Regions from separate parts of the Homo sapiens genome. Here region 1 is linked to region 2. The links are chromatin loops, found by intact Hi-C in ENCODE. Cell type or tissue: Calu3. All regions are shown on one strand. Links, peaks and the distances in the headings refer to the core of each region. The heading gives the core; the rest is flanking DNA.

The links. Hi-C counts contacts between places; a loop is a spot of excess contacts. Peaks named below come from ENCODE experiments on the same cell type or tissue, not always from the same donor. Only the 100,000 strongest peaks of a DNase experiment are listed, where the experiment ranks them.
Region 1: a loop joins it to region 2, with 5 times the contacts of the local background. A loop is called at or near these places in 4 of 110 quality-filtered maps.

The regions. Positions count from the first base shown.
Region 1 is chr22:26,842,014-26,852,534 of GRCh38, reverse strand. No RefSeq gene overlaps it. Among named protein-coding and RNA genes, the nearest start is that of LINC01422, 56 kb to the left of the region's middle. In Calu3, for the core only: no CTCF peak of the experiment used is centred there; DNase peaks (open chromatin) are centred at 4,114, 7,074 and 8,454.
Region 2 is chr22:27,326,689-27,337,209 of GRCh38, reverse strand. It overlaps LOC102724900 (a long non-coding RNA gene), which reads right to left and starts at 5,870. Exons shown (of 5, transcript XR_430432.4): 1 at 5,738-5,870; 2 at 5,272-5,509; 3 at 1,880-2,052; 4 at 948-1,113. RefSeq lists a silencer at 7,368-7,662. In Calu3, for the core only: a CTCF peak has its summit at 5,153; a DNase peak (open chromatin) is centred at 5,119.

The DNA.
Region 1 (10,521 bases), core at 1,022-9,021, 480 kb after region 2:
CTCCAAGCTTCTCAAGAATGTCCATCAGTATGCAGCTCGCCAACTTACAAGGAAATGCAACCAAAAAGCAATGCCTTCTGAAATACTCACGTGAGGAGCTAAGCTCACTTGATCTTGGGTATTGATCGACCACTGCCCTTCTTTCCCAGCATAGGTCAGCTAAGGGCGTGTGGGCGGAGCTTATGTGTCTCTGTCCATGGTCCTTATTACCAGGGCAAAACGAAGGAGGCAGAAGGAAGAGAAGAAGGTAGAGGAAGCAGGGAGGAGGAGGAGAGGGGGGAGAGAGAGAGAGAGAGAGAGAGAGAGAGAGAGAGTGGGAGACTATTGGAGGCACATTATTGTTTTGACATGGTTTTCAAGTAATTGCAGTTACCAAGAAAGAAAATTGTTTTCCTTTGGAAAGTCGAGAGAGCATTTACTTTCTCTTCACCTCCCCAACTCCATCCTTGTGAGATCAAAGCTGGCAGTCGGCAGATTTGTTATGTTCCAATTCCTGTGTTGAGACTCTGCCCTGCACAGCCGTGGGTTGAAGAGAATGTTAGGAATCCGGCTTTATTTTTAAGGAGAGGGGCTGCTCCTCATCTGCCCACTAGGGCTTGGACTGCAGCCGTCATTGCCATCTTCACCTAGAAAGTGCAAGAGGGCAAATAGGAAAAGTGAGTTCTAATCCTGCTTCTGCATTCCCGTGCTATGTGGCCACAGACAAGCATCTTTTCCACAACTAAGGGAGTCAGGCTAAACAAATGTTGAAGTCATCCATCCCTCTTCTAGTATTCTGAGATTCCTCGGCCAATTTTTTTTTAAGGAGTGAAAGAAATGACCACATTTCTCACTTAAAATTGCCAAAAAGGGCATTTGTACACTATTAGGGAACTACTGGGCCAAACAGCAGAAATTCAAAAGCATCAGAAATACTTCTCTGCCTCCCATAAGGTTGACCATCCAGAGCCTTCTGTGCTCAGTACTGTACTCACTCACTCTTCACAGCACCTCAGGGAGCTAAATGCTGTTGCAACCCCCAACTTACAGATAAGGAAACTGAAGCCCAAGATGAAGTGACTTATTTGAGATCACCCTGGGGAGGTGAAACGCTGAACCTTAGCTGCTTGAGTCCAAATTATTTCCATTCTACTGGGATGCTGAATCAAGGGTGGTTTTAAACATACAATCTGCCCTGGCCAGCCCCACCAACCAGGGGAAAATGCCCAGGCTCCCCTAACCCCTCTGAAGTGCTTCTTCTCTGGCTTCTTGGGTACCAGATTCCCACTTAGTAATCTGCCAAATAGTCTTCTTTCTAGGATGCAGGTGATGCCAAGATCCAGTCCCAAGCAGAGAGACCTAAAGCTGGCTTTTAATTATAAGGCCCATGATGGTTTGTTGTGACTTAGACAATAAGCATTCTGAGACAGGTTCCAAGACCTGGGGAAATCATCATTAAACAAACAAAGAGGCAAGACTTGTGCAGGACTCATATCAGAGGACATAAGGAGGGAGAAGAAGGGATGAGAATCTTTCCTAAATAATGCACTGCTTCTTCAAGACCCATGCCTGAGACAAACAGGATTATTAAGGTGGGAAACTAGCCTGTTTCACCTCTCTCTAATTAGAACTCCCTACACCTCCCAAACAAGAGAAGGGAAAGCAACTCTGTTTTCTGTCCATGTCTGCCCAGCCAGGGAAAGAATATTAAGTCTCAGAGCAAGGGTCGGGCACGGTGGCTCACGCCTGTAATCCCAGCACTTTGGGAGGCCAAGGCAGGCAGATGATCTGAGGTCAGGAGTTTGAGACCAGCCTGATCAACATGGTGAAACCCTGTCTCTACTAAAAATACAAAAATTAGCCAGGCATGGTAGCAGGCGCCTGTAATCTCAGCTACTCTGGAGGCTGAGGCAGGAGAATCACTTGAACCTGGGAGGCAGAGGTGGCAGTGAGCTGATATCATGCCATTGCACTCCAGCCTGGGCAAAAAGAGCCAAACTCCATTGCAAAAAAAAAAAAAAGTCTCAGAGCACGAAGGAACTTGAAGAACCCCCAGTGTAGGTCACCCCCTACCCACCCTAAACTTGTGCTAGCTCTGGACAACTCTAAACATGAGAATGGTTTTCTTTGATTGAGGCAAGATCTGTGTTCCTGAACCTTGAGAGCTTCACCTATCTTAGGTGTTCTTCTCTCTTTCAAAATTCACTGGGGACATATTTCCTAAAGTCTATATTGTGTGTGTCAGACACTGGGCTAGATTCTGGGGACAGGATGGTAAACAGGAACAGTCCTTGTCTTCAGTGGCACACTGGTACTTGCCACATTCCCCAAGTCTTGTCCTTTCCAGGTTAAACTCTTACAGTTTCTTCAATTGTTTGTTTTAGGCTATGGTTCTGGTCATCTCAAGATGAGCAATTTGTCCTCTCAGAGTCACACACCTGATACATAAGTCAGTCCCATGGGAGCCACAGTCGTTTCTCAGCCCTCACACATTCCACACCCAAACTCACCCATTTACAGTTCAACCATTCAAAACATAGTTACTGAATACCTACCGGGTACTGAGGGTCCAATTGGGAAGAAGAATAGACATGGGGGCTTTCATACTGTTGAAAGTAGGAGACATTCATCAAAGAGGCAGAAGAATAAATCTATTAGTGCCACTGGTGTCATGTGTGATGCTGGAATGAACAGGCAATGAGGAAGAGTCACGTATGGGGGTGGGAACTGACCCAGCTAGGGGATGCAGGGGAGGCTTCTGGGAAGAGGTGCGCTTCAGATCAAGACCTGAATGATGAGAGGTTGAGCACGTGATGCCCAGGCAGAAGGATGAGCACTGGGGAGGCCCAAAGATGACCATGAGGATGCTCCATGAGGATGCTGTATCTGAAGACATGAAAAGAGGCCTTGAGGTTGGAGCAAGAACAAAGGGATCTATGATGGAGCCGAAAAAAGAGCCAAAACCAGGTCATATGGACCCTTCTTTGCCAAGCAAAGGCCTTTGGAATTTTTTCCAAGAGCAATTGGGAGCCACTGAAAGTTAGAGGCAGGGAATGGTGTGAGCTGTTTCGTATCTTAGTACATGGAGGGGAAGGAGTAAGTGCAGAAAAGAGGGTGCCAGAACGGAGGTGATTTTAATGGGCCACACCCCACATTCTCACATGCTCTCGTTCCTCCCCCACTTCCACACATACTCCTAGAGTTTCAAGACGAGATGGGCAGACATAAACGAAGGAAAGCTAGTCTGTGTGAGTGCCAGGGCATAGATGGGGCGGGAGCGGTTGGGGTGCCTCATCTCCCATCTTTCTGCCTGGTCCCCTCGGCCTCAGCTTCCTCATCTGTAAAATGGGAGCTTGAGGAGTAGGCATCACATATAGATGGAACTTCAGAAAATCTCTTATATAAAGTTTCTATGTGTGTGTGAGGCTTCTATGCCCAATAGAAATGAACATCCTGAAAGGTAATGAGTTGTCCATCACTAGAGGTATTCAAGCAGATGCTGGGGAACTCAAAAGGGAAGAATGAAGCTAAGTAGTGATTTTCCCCTTACTTTCTACCAGTTATTGGGACAGATGTTTTTACACCTTATGACATGCTTTTAACAGAAAAGTAAGGTCAGGATTATCAACCCTCTCTCACAGAGGAGGAAATTGAGGCCTCATACAAGCAAAGTGACTTGCCCAAGGTCACTCAACTAGGAATGAAGAAAGCTATGACGTTTCAGATGTGTACTGCATGCCACAGACTATGATAAGTTCTTAACATTTGTAATACTGTTTAATCTCATAATACCGTGAGGTCCATTGTTGTCCCTATTATATGGATGAGAAAACCGAGACAAAGGGAGGCTTGATGACTCGCCCAGCGCCATGAAATGAGGAGCTAAGAATGTCTGAATCTTATCTCTAGAGCCCTGATTCTGACCCTCAACACCAAATTCCCTCTTAAAACTTCAACTCTCATGTTCCAAGTCAATGCTGACTGACCCTGGAGTCCATCCTCTATGCCTGCAGACGCAGCAGCCCCTCAGCCCTCTGCTCACCTGTGTGTTTCCTTTTGTATTCATTTCATCAGGCTACTGGAACAAAGCACCACAAACTGAGTGGCACAGAACAACAGAAATGGGCTGACTCACAGCTCTGGAAGGCGGAAGTCTAAAATCAAGTGCCGGCACAGCTGTGTCCCCTGAGGATGCTCTGTTCCAGGCCCCTCTCCTAGCCTCCAATAGTTTGCTGGTTTCAGCAGCATAACTCCAGTCTCCACATGGCATTCTCCTTGCGTGTGTGTGTGTCTGTGTCCAAATCTCCCCTTTATATAAGGGTACCAGTCATATTGGATTAGGGAACACTCTACTGCAGCATAATCTCATCCTACTTAATAACATCTGCAACCACCCTATTTCCACATAAGGTCACTTTCAGAGGTACTGGAGTTAGGGATTCAGCACAGGAATGCTGGAGGGGACACAACTCAACTCATAACTCCATCCAACGCCATGCATCTTTTCCTATAGGGAGCAGGTAAGAAGCTCTAATTGACCCTGGGTTCCTAAGGGCCTCAAATCCCCTTCTTCCATTCTGCAGCACCCACCAGCCTCACTGCTCTGTCCCAGTCCCCAAGGCCCTACATTGGATCCTGGCATCACCTTGCATTAGTGACAGCCTGCAGCCTGGCTTCCTCTGAGGTGGATCAGTCAGGAAATGAAGAAGAAGCCCACGTCCCTTCCAGAGAAGGCAGGTGAATATTTCATACAGTGCAAGAGAGTGGAATTCCATACAGCCACCTCCTGCAAATGCAACATGACACCTCGTAATGGGCGATATCAGTACAAATCCAGTCTCGTGGCAGCCCGGGGCCTCCTGGTAATTCCTCACATATTGTGCTCATGTCACTGTAAATACAATCGCCAAGCTCTGGCTCCCAACACAGCCACTGGATGAAAGAGGATCATTCCCATTTCTGCAGCTGAGTAGACTGAGGCTCATGGAAGGTAATTTGCCTTTAATCACACAGAGGGTGAATGGTGCTCAGGCAGAAGCCAAGGATGCAGAGAAGGAATGAGCAAGGTTGGTCCCCCAGTGCCATGTCTGCAAAGAGCAGGAACCAAGATAGGGGTGTTTAGTGGGACAAGAAATAGGGAAGTGAGGATGGGGCAGGAATGAGGAACGGAGATGGTTGGACAGAAAAAGAGGTAGAGACTGGAGTATAAGCAGAAAGGAAATAGAGCCCAAGGAAATCACTGGAAATTGGATGGGCTTGGTCAAGAGGTTGAGTCAGCAGCTGGGGAAAGGAGAAACCAAAGTCAGACATCTATGAGTGGGCCCTGACCCATCGTGGGTTTTGACAGAGAGGGATCCCGGGTCAGATGGAGAGTGCGTCAGGCTTCTTCTTGATTGGGTCGTTGGAGGGGGACCCAGCCAATGCCTGGGAGGATAAAGGAGACTGTTCAGTCCCTAGGATGAAGATGGAACTTCAAAGCAGTCTCCAGTTTATTTTCTGCAGGAAATCTGCAGCACCAAAGAGGGAACTGAGACTGGAGCCTGGATGTGGGGAGATGGGGAGGATGATGGTAATTCTTCTTCCTCCCCAACCCCCAAGTCTATTCTACTTTATTCTCTGTTCTGCTCTGGGTCCTGGGAGGCTGGCCCCTGAACACTATATCACCTAGTCTTCTAGGTTGGGGTGAGATAATGAAACTGGGTGGAGGGGGGATGTGGTCAGCCAGATACCAAAGAGCAAGTAGAGGTCTTGCCACAATGAAGAGAGGAATCACTTGAGGATGAAGTCATCACAGAGGAAAGAGAGGCTGGAGAATAAATGCCTGTGTACTTTATTCAGGCGCTTGGATTCAGCCGTGCCTGAAGGCCTACTAATGATCCAACAAGTTTTCTTCTTCCCTTAAACTAGCCTCTGCATCTGAAAGAGTCCTGATCCACCCAGGCAACCTTGCAACATTGTAAAAAGAGTAATTAACTTGTAATTAGACCGACCAGGGTTGTAACCACAGCTCTGCATGACCTCGTGCAAGATACACTGCTGCTCTCTGAATCTATTCTTTCACACCTGCAATCTCCAGGAGACAAGAACAAAATAAAATCATCCCTGTAAAAGCCCCTAGATTATATTAGGTACATCCAAAAATGAGAGTTTATCTTGAACTCTCTCCCTTTTCTGGGTCCCAGTACCATAATAAGAAAAATGTGATTCTTAGCATTGATGAGCTTATACATTCCATGAGTCAACCCATATGCTGTCTTATACCATCACGTTTTCTTCCATCCCCTGAAATATTAGTAAAAAGCTATCAGCCTGTGATCATGTGCAAGTGGCATAATTTCCTTGTTACTCACTTTCCCCAAATGTATAATGAAGACATTAATATTATTTACCATATGGAATTGTTGTGAAACTAACCTAGTTCATGCATCCAAAGTGTTAGAACTGGATGTTGAATGTAGTAAGTACTCAATACATACTGGTTATTTTGTTAGTGGTAGTGGTTTTCACAGTAGTAGTAAGTATTGTTATTATAGAGAACCTTCTCTGGCATATACATCTATATCTCCACCATCTCATTTACACCTAGACAACATAACCCTGTGAGATTGCTAATGGATACTGTCCCAGATGCACAGATCAGGAAACTGCCTTACAGAAGTTGCATTGCTTACCTGAGTCTTGAGCAGGGATTTGAATACAAGTGTGCCCAATTCCAAGCCCTGTGTGTTTCAGGACGACAGGGTATCACCACCCCACCCAAGTCCAGCCGGCCATAACCTCTGCACTTAGAAACGCAGTTGGCCTGTGGGTCCTTTGGATACACTGCAAGCATAAATTCTCTGGAGAATGTTCCCAGAAGTTTGCTTCTGAAGCCGTCTCCCTCTGCAAGTACACTTTCTTTTCATGTGAATGAAACCCACTAAATGGTATGGTGTCTGCTCTAATTATAGGCTCCCCAGCCGGTGCCAAGAGGAAGTTGGTTAATGTACACTTGAGTAGATTTCAAATCGGATTTTGTGAGTCCCCAGCAAGAGGGAAGGAGGCCAACTTCTCCCCCGGAGGAGAGTAACAGGAAATGCTGTCAGCACAGGAGTCTTCCCAGTTCGCCTCCTGCCAGAGCAGGTGATGCCCTCTACTTCCCAGGTTGCAGAGGCCTCTCCCTGACTCCTTTTCCTCTGCCCCTGGCCTGTCCCAGAAGCTGAGAGCCTGGGGGGAAGGAATGGGAAAAACAAGCCGAGGCGCTGGGATGGAGAAGGTATGGCAAAGCGGAAACAATCCTTTGGAATCAGATGAAACTGGATGCTAAGCCCAAGTATCACATTTCAGCTCAAGTATCACATGCGGGTGCCAGTATTTCCTCATGATGATTCCAGGTAGCTGTGTAGAAACATATGTCATAGTGTTTATTCCACATCTCTCCAATACTTATTCATGGCCTACTTGTGCTGCACTGTACTGCCATGAGTAAGATGGGACCCTGGGCTCCTTGGAACTCCTAGTCCAGCCTGGATGGAGTAAGCCGTCTATGTGCATCCATTTCACACGTCGTGATGAGAGAAGGAGAACACGCCACAGAAAGGAGGGGGCATCTGATCCACCATGGATGCATCAGGGAAGACTTCCTGGAGGAGGCACATCTAGGCTGGGACCTCAAAGAACTCGAATGAGCCCAAGGAAGGGTGGGAAAAGGAGCCCACTTGGAAAAGTCCATGTAAAGGCCCAGAAAGAAATGAAAACAGTGCATTCCAGGAACATCATTTAGAATGGCTGAAAATTGTAAAGAAGAGGCCAAAATGGCAAAAATACAGAAATGCATTTTTGAAAATCATGAAATCTAACACAGCCAGTCAAAATAATATGAACAAGGGATATTTTACAGTGTAGGGATTCAAGAGTTATTGGGTGAGTTTAAAAATGATATTGCCACATGAGCCCTACTGAAACAAAAAAAGAAGAAAGTAATATACGTGTGCATGTGTTCTAAAAGACTCTGGAAGGATATACATAAAAATTAGAATAGTAATTATCTCCAGGGGATGGAATTATGGATGAGTTTTCTTTTCTTCTTTTTTTTTAAATTTCCCAATTTACTGCAATGAGCATGTATTGCATTTGTAATCAGAATATAGTTTTTTAAATAGAAGGAGTGTTATTAGTATAGATCATGATCTACAGATATAGATCTGCTTAGCCTCGTTGCAAGCATTAAGTTTGATTGTTGTGCAAAGTTTCTTATAGAGCAGTGCAGTGTAGACGTCCCTTCCATCGAAATGCCCATGATCATTGTGGGAGCTCCTTGGAGCAGGGGCCAGAAGCCCTTTTCTCCCACGCTTTCACCCCTTCATTCCACATATATGTATGAAGCAGCATGCCAGGGTCTACGGAGACAGAGTTTCACCAGACCCAACTTCTACCTTCAAGGAAGACCGGCAAAGAAAGCTGATGATTACCATTTGGCGTGTGGCCAGAGCTCCGCACAAGAAAGAGCCGTCTCACCAGTGCTTCCAGCAAACCCAGTGTGCACACATACACACTCAGATACACTTACATGGAACTCACACTCTCTTCCTCACACACACCCACACACTGAACTTACCTATCTCCACCCACTCGACACACTCAAACACACTTGCACACTCCACACACATAAGCTCACCAGCAAGACCCCACACACACACACTCACATGCACATGGTCTTGTGTCAAGTGTGGTCAGAGCTCTCTACATCAGATCTCTCGTTTTCATCCATGCCCCTGATGTTTCCATCTCAACCCCAACCCCAGGCAACTCTTGCACACTCAGCTCCAGATTCCCCACCTCCTCTCCAGCCCCTGTAGGCTACAGAGGGGTCCTTTGTAAAGGATGCTTTTTTGTCAGCGCCCAGTTTGGGAACTTGCACAGCTCCCTACGAGATCAAGTCAAAGTCCTGGCTGTGGTTGAACTATTCATTGGTTCTCTCATGTGGACACACATTCACTCATGCCAGTGGCTCCAGCACTGTGCTAAGTGCTGAGCTGCCAGTTGAGATAGCCTCACCACCATTCCACAGAGTGGACAGTCATACTACTCAAACCACCTCTCCCTGCCTTCCATTCTTGGCCCTGCAGTCCTCCCTTACCTGGGCTTCCATAACTTTCTAATCAGAAAACCATTTAACAGCTACATTATAAATGTGCCAGACTACATGGCAGGCATTTTGCCCTCATGATACCTCATTTAAACTTCACAGGAACCGTTTATACGAGAACAAGTGAAGGAGAAAGAACTTTTTGAAACTTGAAGGATGAGTGTGGATTAATCGCAGCTGAATTGAGCATGTATTCTAGCCAAACACTGATAAGTGCTTTATTTGTGTTATTTTATTTAAGCTACATAATAGATCTATGTTTTTGTCATTCCCATTTTACAGATAAGAAAGGTCCAGGGAGGAGAAATTACATGCCTAATGAGTGTAATAGTAAGGACTCTTGGCAACTCTTGATATAAGTCCAATTCAAAAAAACCACCTTAAGCCAATAAAAGGAGCTTATAGGCTGAAATAGCAGAAAAAGTCTAAGGGTTCAGTCACTGTCTGCAGAAGAGCAAAAAGAAAAAAAACGTATAAGGGAACAGCATCAGGTATGGCTGGATCTAGGTTCTCAGGAATCTGTCTTTCTCCATCTCTTGGTATCTTTCTTTTGTGATAGCTTTATTTTCATGAAGACTTTCCCCTCATGCAGGTAAGATGACCATAAGCAACTAACTCTAGGTGTTCTTCAAACCAATTCAGCAACCACAGCAGAATCCCAAGTCTTATTGGACCAACTGAAGACCATATAACCATCCTCCCTGTTCTGTATGGACAGAAGGATTGCAAAGTGCTGGTTGTCCAGGCCAGGCCCAACCCTGAGGCTGGGAAGGGGTGCAGAGTATAGGGGAGGACCATTTCCACAAGGGAAGAAGAAGAATATGCTACCAAGCCCCTAGAACATTCATAAGGCAGCCAAGCTGCAAGTGCCCACTACCTGGGGATCAGACCGAGTGCCACCTCACTCACAGCCTGCGTGTTAACTGGTTTGCTCAATCCCTCCATTTTGATTGCCTCCTAATTCTCTGGCCCTGAGCTGACCCCACTGGGAGCCCCTTCCCACAGCCCTCAGCCCTGAGCGCTGATACTTAACAGTCATGCCAAGCGAATGATGGATGGTGGCTGCTTCCAAGACTCTTCAAAGGAGACAGGCAGCTGCCGGCTTGGAAAACGACTCCTGCAGGGACAAAACCCAAATGCAAACACACACTGTGGGACCACTTTGGCTTTTTGTGCATTCTCCCTTTTGGCCCCCTGCTCTTGTTTGCAATTTGCACTGCAGGGCATTGGGCAAAGCAAAATGTCCCAGGCTGCCCTGGAGAGTAGAAATCTTAACAAAAGGAATCGTGTGACTATCCTAGCACCTGAATAGATATCTTCCCCTTTCAATTCTTAGAAGTTCCCAGAGGCTTCTTGTCCTACCCTTCCTGCAAAGAAGAGGAGGTCCGGCCGGGTTCGGTGGCTCACGCCTGTAA
Region 2 (10,521 bases), core at 701-8,700:
AATATGCTTGTTTGGATGGGCTTTCTTTCTCCTGCTCCTTGCCATCACTGCAAGACGTACATGCGTAGGCTACCCTGGAGGATGAGAGATACATGGAGCAAACTGAGATGCCAGAATCATTCCCACTGAGGCCAGTCTCAATCAGCCAACAGCCAGCCAAGCCCTGGGCATGAGTAATCCCCAGCAAGATCAGCAGAACCACCTGGCTGAGCACCCTAAATGCACAAGCAATGCAAACTTATTGCTGTATGCTGCTGAGGTTTTGTGGTTTTTTTAAAAAATGTAGCATCAGTCAATTAGCATAAGTCAATAGATAACTAATACACAAGGCATGACAGTGAAACCAATTTTCTCACTGCTCTACCAATAGTAGGGGCTTTTGCAGTCATCCTCTGCAGGCCTGGGCATATTCTAAAATAACTCCATTGGTATGCACATTTGTAAAAATTTTTATTCTGCTCATCAGCTGGGGGACTTGCTACTGCTTCTTGGAAGAGGCAGAGCCCTAAGTAAGATTTTTGAAGGAGAGAGGAGGTTGGAAGAACTTGAAGGTATGCAAAGTGATGAATGACGTCAGGCTCATGACCACTGAGTTGTGTTCTAAGCTCCTTGCCATCCAGGCTTACCCCGCACGGTTAGGGATTTCTGATGAGAGAAAGCAAGGGAAGTCATCTACAAAGGCAAGTGTTAACCTTGAAATAAACTTGCATGGGAATTTACCGTGTTAGTTACCGGCATGAAGGACACAAAATAACAAAGAGGGAAAATTTATCAACCACAGTTTTGCAAAAAGCCATGCAGTGGTGTGGTTAAGAGACCTGGTTAGGGCATCAGCATGTCTTGGCATGAATCCCAGGTCTGCTACTAATTTTTGTGACTAGGGACTGATGCTATAACCTCTCCGGATCTCCTTTCCTTGAATGCACAGCAGGGGTAAAAGCACCTACCTCGTGTGTGCTCGGTTGCAGACTTAGAGTCCTTCCTTGGAATGCTTTGCTCTGCTCTTCTTGGCTTGTTGGGCTCCCCGAGATCTCCCTGGAAAACATCTTCTGCGCTGGGTGTCCCCTTTTTATAAATGCTCCCATGGGGAAAGTTCTGATTCATCCACTCCAGCTAAATGGGTGAGACTCAGAGGGATCAGATGGAGAAGCTGGCTTTGGGGAAGCCTCACACTCTTCATTAGTCAACAACAAAGATAACAGCTACCAGGATTTGAGCACTTACTTGGATTATCATAACAGCCCTATGAAGGAGAACCTGTCATGATCACTCCCATGTTACAGGTGAGAATTTGAGCCTTGGAGAGTTGAGTCATCTGCTCAAGGTCACACAGCCAGTAGTGCAACTCAGGTCTGCCTAAGTCTGAGAGGTATTATCCAAGACATATACCAATATACCATAGATCTAGTTAGAAATGTAGTTGCCCTTAGAATAAGAACAAAAATACCTTTCAAGCAAATCTCATCCAGAGCTCAAAACGTAACATAAGAGATTTGAGCCCATCTTAGTGCTCTTTCTTCTAGGCTTATTTCTTTCCCCTCTAGAAGCCTTTGGCCTTGCCGTTGCTTCCATGGGCAGTTAGAATAGGCTAAGCTATTCTGCAGTAACAAAGTAATTCCTGAATTTTAGTGACTTCAGACAATTTTTATTTCTCACTTATGCTACTTGCTCCCCAAGAGACAGCTGAGGTGTTGCAAAGCGCTGGCTTCAGTCAGAGGTAGGACCAGCTCTGTAATTTGCAGAGCTCAGTGCACAATGCAAATGCAGGACCCCTTGTTCAAATATTGCTAAGAATTTGAAGATGGTGACAACAGAGCAATAAACCAAGTGCAGGGTCCCTTTAACTGTGGGACCCTGTGTGACTGCACAGGTTGCTCACCTGTGAAGCTGGCTCTGCTGAGGGGTCCCGACTGATGGAGGCACCATGATTTGGGGCTTTGCTGTCATCAGAGCAGAGGGCTTGGGAGCCCAGCAAATCACTCACTGCCTCTTAGAGTTCTCCTGGAAGGGATACTCATCACTTCCTCTTGCTTATGTTCATACTCTCCACTTCTGTTCCAAATGGAGGGAGGAGAGATGGAATATTTGTACACAGACCTCAATGGCCACCCACCTCCTGCCCCCACCATGGTCTTCTCCAGTATGTGCCCCCTATACCTCCTCTTGCTATTCCTATTCGCCAACCAGATGCCATCTTCCCAGAATACTGAGATGACAGATCACAACAAAGAGGGCACAGCCATCCTTTCCCAACCCCAGTGCATCTACCTCCTACTGAGACCTCCCTTCCTTGCCACTGTTCTCACCCTTGACTCAGCCATCTTCATCATGAATCTGCATGGTCATCTACCTGTAATTCAGGTTATGATGCTTGCCCCCAAATTTATTTTGTAGACAGTAACCTAAGGGCTCTTTAAAAAGTGCCATTCCTCTTTTTCAAACCTTCCAATGACTTCCAGTTGTGAATTGAATGGTGTCTCCCCACCCCAAAGAATATATTAAAGTCCTAATCTCTGGAGCCCGTGACTGTGATCTTATTTGGAAATAGGGTCTTTGCAGATGTCATTAAGCTGTACATTATGATGGGAGTACTACTGGAGTAGGGCAGACCCTTAATCCAACAAGACCAGTGTCCTTATAAAGAGAGGACAAGGAAACTCTAAATGGACACAGAGGAAGAGAATGCTATGCGGTGACAGAAACGGGGACTGGAACAACATGCCTGAGAGGTAAGGAACACTGAGGAGTGTTAGCAACCCTGGGAGCCAGGAGAGAGGCCTGGAAAAGATTAACTCCTTTTTTCTTTTTTCTTTTTGAGATGGAGTCTCGCTCTGTCACGAGGCTGGAGTGCAGTGGTGCGATCTCGGCTCACCGCAACCTCCAGCTCCCGGGTTCAAGCGATTCTCCTGCCTCAGCCTCCCAAGTAGCTGGGACTACAGGCACACGCCACCAAGCCCCGCTGAAAAGGTTAACTCTTAGAGCCTTCAGAGGGAGCATGGCCTTGCCGACACCTGTTTTTGACTTCTGGCTTTCAGAACTGTAAGAAAGTGAATTCTTATTTTTGAAAGCCTCACAGTTTGTCACAATTGGTTACAGCAGCCCTAGGGCACTAATACACTGCCTGTCACCCTAAGAATCAAATTTTAATGCCTCCCCTCACTTGGCCTATAAGTCCCTGCATGGCTTGAGTTCTGCCTACCTCTCAACCTTATTGCAAACCACAGTCTACTATGCCCACTGTACTTCAACGACACTGGCCTCCTTTCTGCCTTCAGACTTTTGTTCTTGCCATTCCCTCTGCCTGAGTAACCTTTCACCACAGCAAGATTGGGCTCTTCTCATTCATCAAGTCTCCACTAAACTGATCTCTTCATGAGAGGCTATTTCTGGGGCCCTATGTAAAGTAGCTCCTTCTGTCTCCACATTGTTCTTGAACTAGCCCTTCACTATCTTTGATCAAAGATCCCTGGTGATCTTCCTGACATTTTTCACTATTAGTGATGATTTTCTTGATCTATGTATGTGTTGTCTGCCTTCTCTACTGGAACATAAGCTCCATTGCCAGTGTGGAGAATAAACTATAAGGTGGGCCCCATGATCTCCACTTCCCAGTACTCACACTCTTTTGTGACACTTCCCTTGAGTGTCTTGCCTCTATCCAATGCTACAAAGGGGATAGGATGCCACCTCTATGATTATATTGTATAAAACTGTAATGCCTATCTTGCTAATATGCGAATACATTATCTCCCTTGCTAGCTTAGATGGTGCCAGTGGCCATGTTGTAAGCCAACCTATGGAGAGACCCCCAGGGTAAGGAACTGGAGACAGCCTCTAGCCAATAGCCAATGAAAAACAGAAGGCTTCATTACTCAGTGTTAATGGAACGGAATTCTGCCAACAAACACATGAATTGGGAAGTGGCTCCTTCCCCAGTCAACCTTGCAGATGAGACTGCAGACCCAGACAACACTGTGACTGCAGTTTCATAAGAGATCCTGAGCGGAGGATCTTGCAAAGCCTGGATTCCTGACCCACAGAAAACATGAGATAATAAGTGTTTGTAGTTTTCGGCCACAAAGTTTGTGGTGACGTGTTACATAACAGTAAATAACAAATACAGTCAATGACCTACTCTCTCTTGTTTGCGCCTCTGACTCAAGGCCTGGCACAGTGTATCTCTTATAGCAGGTGCATAGTTAACATGCATTGGCTGATTTAATGCATGGTGCTCAGCAACATGGCACTGCAGCATGTTGCCAAAGTGTGTGTATGTATGTATTGTGTGCGTGTGTGTGTGTGTGTAATAGATACTATCATATACATATTAATATTCAGGGTAGACATATATAGTAGATAGTACATTATAGATAATATAATGTGTATATATGTATACACACACATGCACACATACACAGGGTAGAAAATTAGACTTTCCAATGGAGACGAAAGATAGCCAGCACTAGACTTGACCTCATGGGTTAGGGATTTTTGCCACAATCTTCCTCCTTGTCCTTCACCATTTATTTTTTTTCTTAACATTTATAAAGAAATAGGTTGAATTGTACCATTACTAGGGTCTCCAGCAGTTTTGCTTTCTATTCCAGTCTTTGGAGGAAGGTCATGAAAATGCTTACTTTTTCATGTTTTTTTTTTTTTTTTTCTGGCCTGGTCTCAAAAAATTTAAGACTCTTCGAGTTAATATAATAAAGTTAAAAAGAGATTGAGATAAATCAAAAAAGATGGAGAGAGAGAGACCGGGGATGGGGGGGAAAGAGAGACACAGAGAGAGAGAAATTGAGAGAACCAAGCAAGGCATCTCCTCCTGGTTGAAGTCTGGCGAGATGCTTATTTAACATTACAAGGAGGGTGAACAATTAGGACATCCTCTCCTTGTGCCTGCAGACTCCATCTCGGAGACTAATAGATATTTACTTAGTCCTGTCGGTCGTGCTGTGTTTAATATTTATCCATCACAGGAAGCTGCTGCATGTTAAATGTCAGCCTCTTGATTTCGACAGCTCGTGGCTACGCAGCTCACAGCTACAAGCAGGCAGAGTTGCACAAACAGCCCCAGCGGCCCCTGGCCTCAAGCCTGCCTGGCTTCCTGGCAAACCCATGCCCCGTGTCTGTGCAGTGCCCAGGACTGGCCACTTGGTGGGTCCCACAATCTCTGAGGGGTCCGACCCAAGGTCCTTGAGCTGGGTATTCTGTTTGGGGTGTCAGTTAATGCCAAGGACAGCAGGGCTGTGGCAGTGGGAGGGGACTTACCTTTAGCGGCTGATACATGCACCAGGGACCATGCCAGCTTCTGACCTCCACTCTCTCCTTACGTCTTCAGCACAGATACGCTCTACATTGTTCACTTCCCCTTCAGATTCTTTTTGCTCCCTGCTACCTTCAGCTACGCACCCCAGGAAGCTGACTTCAGTGGGCTGCATCCAGTTGTGGGGGTCTCCCTTGGCAGCTTCTGGCTGAGTTCAGCCAATAGAGAATCCCAGAAGGAGCTCTGCGGGTGGGACAAGAGAGAGATGAAGGCGTTTATTTCCCTATATTCTTCCCTGCAGAGTTGCTGCGGGCTGGCTTCTTCACTTGCCTGAAGGCGTCAGCTTCCCCTGCCAGGCAGCCCTTCCCTCAATCTCATTCTCCTTCTGTCTCTCTCTCTCTTTCCAGGTAATCCCACCCTACTTCACTCTTTCAGGCTTCGGGGTGCAAACAGTTCCCCACCGTTACTAACCCTTTGGTGGTGTTCTGTATCATCCCTAATGGCTTCTCTATACCCTGCTCCATCTTGATGACCAGCCCCTGGATCGAATAGTCTCAATTTGAAATATGCCATCTCTCTCCTGCGGGAATTCTCTCTATACATCCCTAAGAGGTAGTTATTGCTTCTTACATTTTACAGAAGACAAAACTGAGGCTCAAAGAACTTGGGTGGAGTTTATGACCTTGCATGAGATCATAAAGAAGTTATGGGCACAGCTGGGGTCTTTGGATCACCTGGTTGGTCAACTTTGCCTGACACCATCTAATCTACTGGCCACAGGTAGTGACCCCAGCTTGATTCTTCTCAAATGCAAATATGGCAATGCATATTTTGTTTGAAACTTCATTACTGTTCCTTCATCTGAATGATGACTTCTGACAACATTGGAATATAGTCCCAGCCCCCTCTTTGGCCACTGTCCACACACACACCATGTGTAATCTGCCCCCAGTCAAGGTAACCTGTGCAGAAGCAGCTGTTTGTTCTGCATGTCTCCAGGGGTCAGCATTGGGATGTTTCATAAGCTTAAGGTTTGGACTTAATAGCTATGAAAGTGAGTGAGCTCCCCATTACTGGAGGTATGCAAACAAAACAGATCAAGCATCTTTTTGTCAGGGAAGCCGGAGAGAAGATTCATACAACAGGTGCTGGTGGAGGGGGAATGAGATGATTCTGAACTGCTCACCATCAGATCATGATGGGGAGAGAATATTGAAAATGCAGGTTTCTGGGTCACACCCTTGAAGATTCTTATTCCATAGGTAGGTGTGAAGTTCAGACACCTACATTTTATATGAAAATGCCCCCAAAGTATTAACTGCAGATTTCCCACAACATCTGAGGTCCCTGCTAGCTCAGTAATCAGCCAACCCCAAGCCCATTTCTTTAGGGTGAATGTTGTCATGTCAGTCACAGAGCCAGGCAACACATACTCTGCACAGTCAGCTGAACTGGGGTGGATGGGGCAACAAGGCAGAGTCCTGGGTTCTAGTCCCACTTGGGACACCAAGCCTTGTCCCAGGACCAAGGGGGGAAGACATGGGCACAGGTGGGGGCCACCAGGGCTGATCCTCTGTTTTCTGAACAGTGTAACAGGAAGACATAAGTTCAAATCCACACTCCAGAGCTGTGTGACCCTGAGGTAAGTTATTTCAATATCCAACTATTTCCTCACCTGTAAAGTTGGTAAAATAGTACACAGGCCTACCATTCCTCATCCAGATCTTTTAGGGCCAGGCCTTGTTCATATTTCAGAGAAGTCTCACCACCAGCAGCTGGGGCAGTGCCAGCCTTTCTGCAACAGATTGTGCTGGCTCCCAGTCCAAGGGTTCATGAAGACCTCAGAGTGCCTCTTGTCAGGTGAGGTCAGGATTTGCCGCCAAATGCATTCCAAAAATACTTGAAGTTTTCAGAGCTTTACGGATTATAGATTGAGAATGACGGATTGGATCTACCTAAGAAAGTTCCTTGTGAGGATTAAAGTAATCCTGTATATGAAGTGTTGGGCATATGGCAACTACTCAATAAATGTTAGCTGATTTTTATCATCATTAGCAGTGGTGCTTCAAGTAGTAAAATGCTTAGTACAAATGCTTTATATATAGTAAACACTGGTTAAAATAAGTTTTCTGTAATTATTATTACACGTTTCCACCAGTGCCCAATTTTGCATGCTCCCCATTGCTTCTGCAATGACTAACAACAAAGGCAGAAGAGCTGCTGGTCCCAGAGATGTGAGTGTTGAAGGAGCAGCACCTGTGGTCTGGGGATCTTTCTGATCTCTGCAGAGCTCACTTCCTCCAATCACGTGCTAGACCTAGCTAGTTCCCTCCCACTCCCCATTCAGTTCAGCGAGGTCCTTCTGTTTCGTAAACTGGATATTAAAAACAAATGTACCTAATTAGAAATAAAACGTTCCCAACCAGCTCGAAATAAAATAAAATGTAATTACTAATGATATTTAAATGTTGTAGATATTTCATTTTTTAAAAATCCCCTTAATTTAAAATGAAGTATGACTTTAATTTAGTCGAGAAAACATTAAGCGTAGAGGAAAGTGATCTGGCTTTTGCCGAACGTCTTCTTCTGCTGCCTAAGAAGGAAGATGGGGGTTTCCTAGAGCATCCTTGGCCAGGGAAATTGGCATGAAGGTTGTTTTTTTTCTCTGTGTATGTGGTGGGGGCGGTGGGGCGGGGGGCGGTGGTTAGTGTCTTCCAGGGGGCCCTGAATTTTCTATAGGGATTGTAGACCTATTCCTTGGGTAGGAGACAAAGTTCTTACAGAGATTTTTATATAGATCAAGGTTTGTGTCCTGTCTCTGTCTTTAACACACGATTTGGGCAGCTCCCTGCACTTCTTCATGCCTCAGTTCCTCCTCCAAAAGGGAGCATGCTAACCTCTACTAGGGAGAAGTTTAATGAGGTTACATGATGTAACTATCTCTGGACTATAGGCAACACTTTTGATATGAGAGCAAATGTTACCAAAATGCTTGTGCTGTCACTTTCCCTGTAAACTTCATGAGGACTGGGACCACGTTGATATTTTTTTTGTTTTGTGTTTAACCCGGTGCCTGGTGCCCAGTAAAGGCTCAATAATTGCATGAATAAATCTATAGATGAATGACTGACCATGTATAGGGTGTTAAGGTTGGGAGAAGTAATACAGATCATCTAGTATATCCCTACCGAACATTTGAAGCCCATGTGTATACAGTGATTGACTACTTTCTGCTTGTTTGCCTCCAGGGATGGGGAGCTCTCTACCACATGCCCATAGCCAATTTCAGCTTTGAAGAGTTCTGGCCCTGGAAAGTATGCCTTACACTGGCCCCTTCTATGTTCTATATGTTGTGCCTCTCTGCCCTCGGGGGCCACAGGATGGAGCCCCAAGACAGTGATTAATAGACTTGTCATTTCATAAAATACTTGTTCATCAACTGGGATGTCAGGGCCATATGATGGTGGTTGCAATGTGAGCCCGGGAGCAGGCTGTCACAATTCAAACCCAGGCCCTGCCACTCACCAGCTATGTGATAGAGGAGAACCTCCCGTGAGGCCTTAGGCAGGTTATCTGGCCTCTCTGAGCCTCAGTTTCCTCATCTGTAACTGGGTGGTCAAGAGAGATTCAGTCTCTGCTCATGGTATAACCAAATCTCACAGACTGTTGTAAGCGGGTGTTGTTGGGAGCTTTTGACAGTTGACTGAGGGAGCTGGCCCATAGTGGGGTGGCAACCAAGGAAGCTAGCCCCCACGTCTTCACTTCCAGCTGAGCAGCCCTGCAAAGCTCTCCTCCTGCTATGGAGTGTTCCAGATCCCACAGCCTGTCAGCCAACCTGCTCCTGACCTGTCCTGGGCCTGTGAGTTTCATGAGGGAGATGGTCCCTCCAAAGCCAGTTTGTCTGAGTTCATCACAGAATAAACATGTTCCACTGAGTTAAATCACTGTTTTGTTTTGTTAGTGGGGAGGGGTCGCTCCTGCTAAGCCACACTCATCTCTCGCTTGGACTCTTGCAGCAGCCACTTCCGTCCTTGCCTGACTGTGGTTTGCTTCCCCCTCATCAGCCTGCTGGGTCTTGTTATAATGTGGATCTTGCACAAAACCCTTGGATGGTGAACACCCAAGGCGTTTCTCAGTCCTCCAGGGCCCTACGTGCTCTGGAGACCTCATTGTCTTCACCTCCTAGCACCTTCCCTCTCCCCTCGTGCCCACCCTACTCCAGCTCCACTGGCCTCCTGCTATTCCTTGTTTGTGCCAAGCACCTCTGTCCTGCCTCAGGGCCTTTGCACCTGCTGCGCCTGCAGCCTGGGACACTCTTCTTGGTTCTGTACATGGTTTGCTCCTTCATTCAGGTCTTGGCTTAAATGCCCCACTTCATGGAGAGTGTCCCTGAACTCCTTTTGGCTAAAAACTGGCACATATTTGTCACTTCCTGCCTTTTGTCTTGCTTGATTTGCCTCTCACAGTATATTATCTGTCTATTGTTTCTTGTTTCTCCTCTCCCAATGACTGGCTGCAATTGTCATGACTCCTGAGTTGAAGTAGGTCAGAGAGAGAGAATAGCTCTGTGCTTGGAACCACAGGCTCTATCTCTGGCACATCCTTGCTGTGTGTCCTTAGGGAAGTTACCTGGCCTCTCTGAGCCTCAGTTTCCTCATCTGTGAAATATAGATGTGCAAATCTCTTAGGGCTGGATCAAGATTAGTCTTGATGCATGCCAAGTCCTTGGCATGAAGTAAGGATTCTATAGATGTGAGCCACTCCTCTCATCCCTTGCTTGAGTGGGTAGAGGTGACACTCCAGCTAACTCAGGCTTGGCGTCTAACAAAACGCTCACTCCTAGCAATGGGCTTCGCTTGCAGCCCATTGGCCTACCTGGGTCATAGTAGGTGCTCAAAAAACATGTTGTTGGAGGAATGATGGGACTGTCTAAAAACACCAATGGATCTGCCCCATGCGAGACTCTCAGTACAACTTTGCTTTGAGGTACCCAGGAGTCTCTGAGAACTAAAAAGGGGCAGCTTCAAGATGAAACAGTTTGGAATTGATTGCCATGGTTACATCACTGACATCATCATTATTTTTCAGAGCAAATTCCCCCCCTTTTTTTTTCTTGAAGTTGGGAAAGCAGGAATGGCCTTTCTTTGCCTAATCATGAAAGTCCTATATTGTAACTGTGGAGTGGTCAGTTAACATGAAATATGTAAAAAGGTAGAAAACAAAAATCTCCTGCCACTTAGGGAAAGCCACCAGAA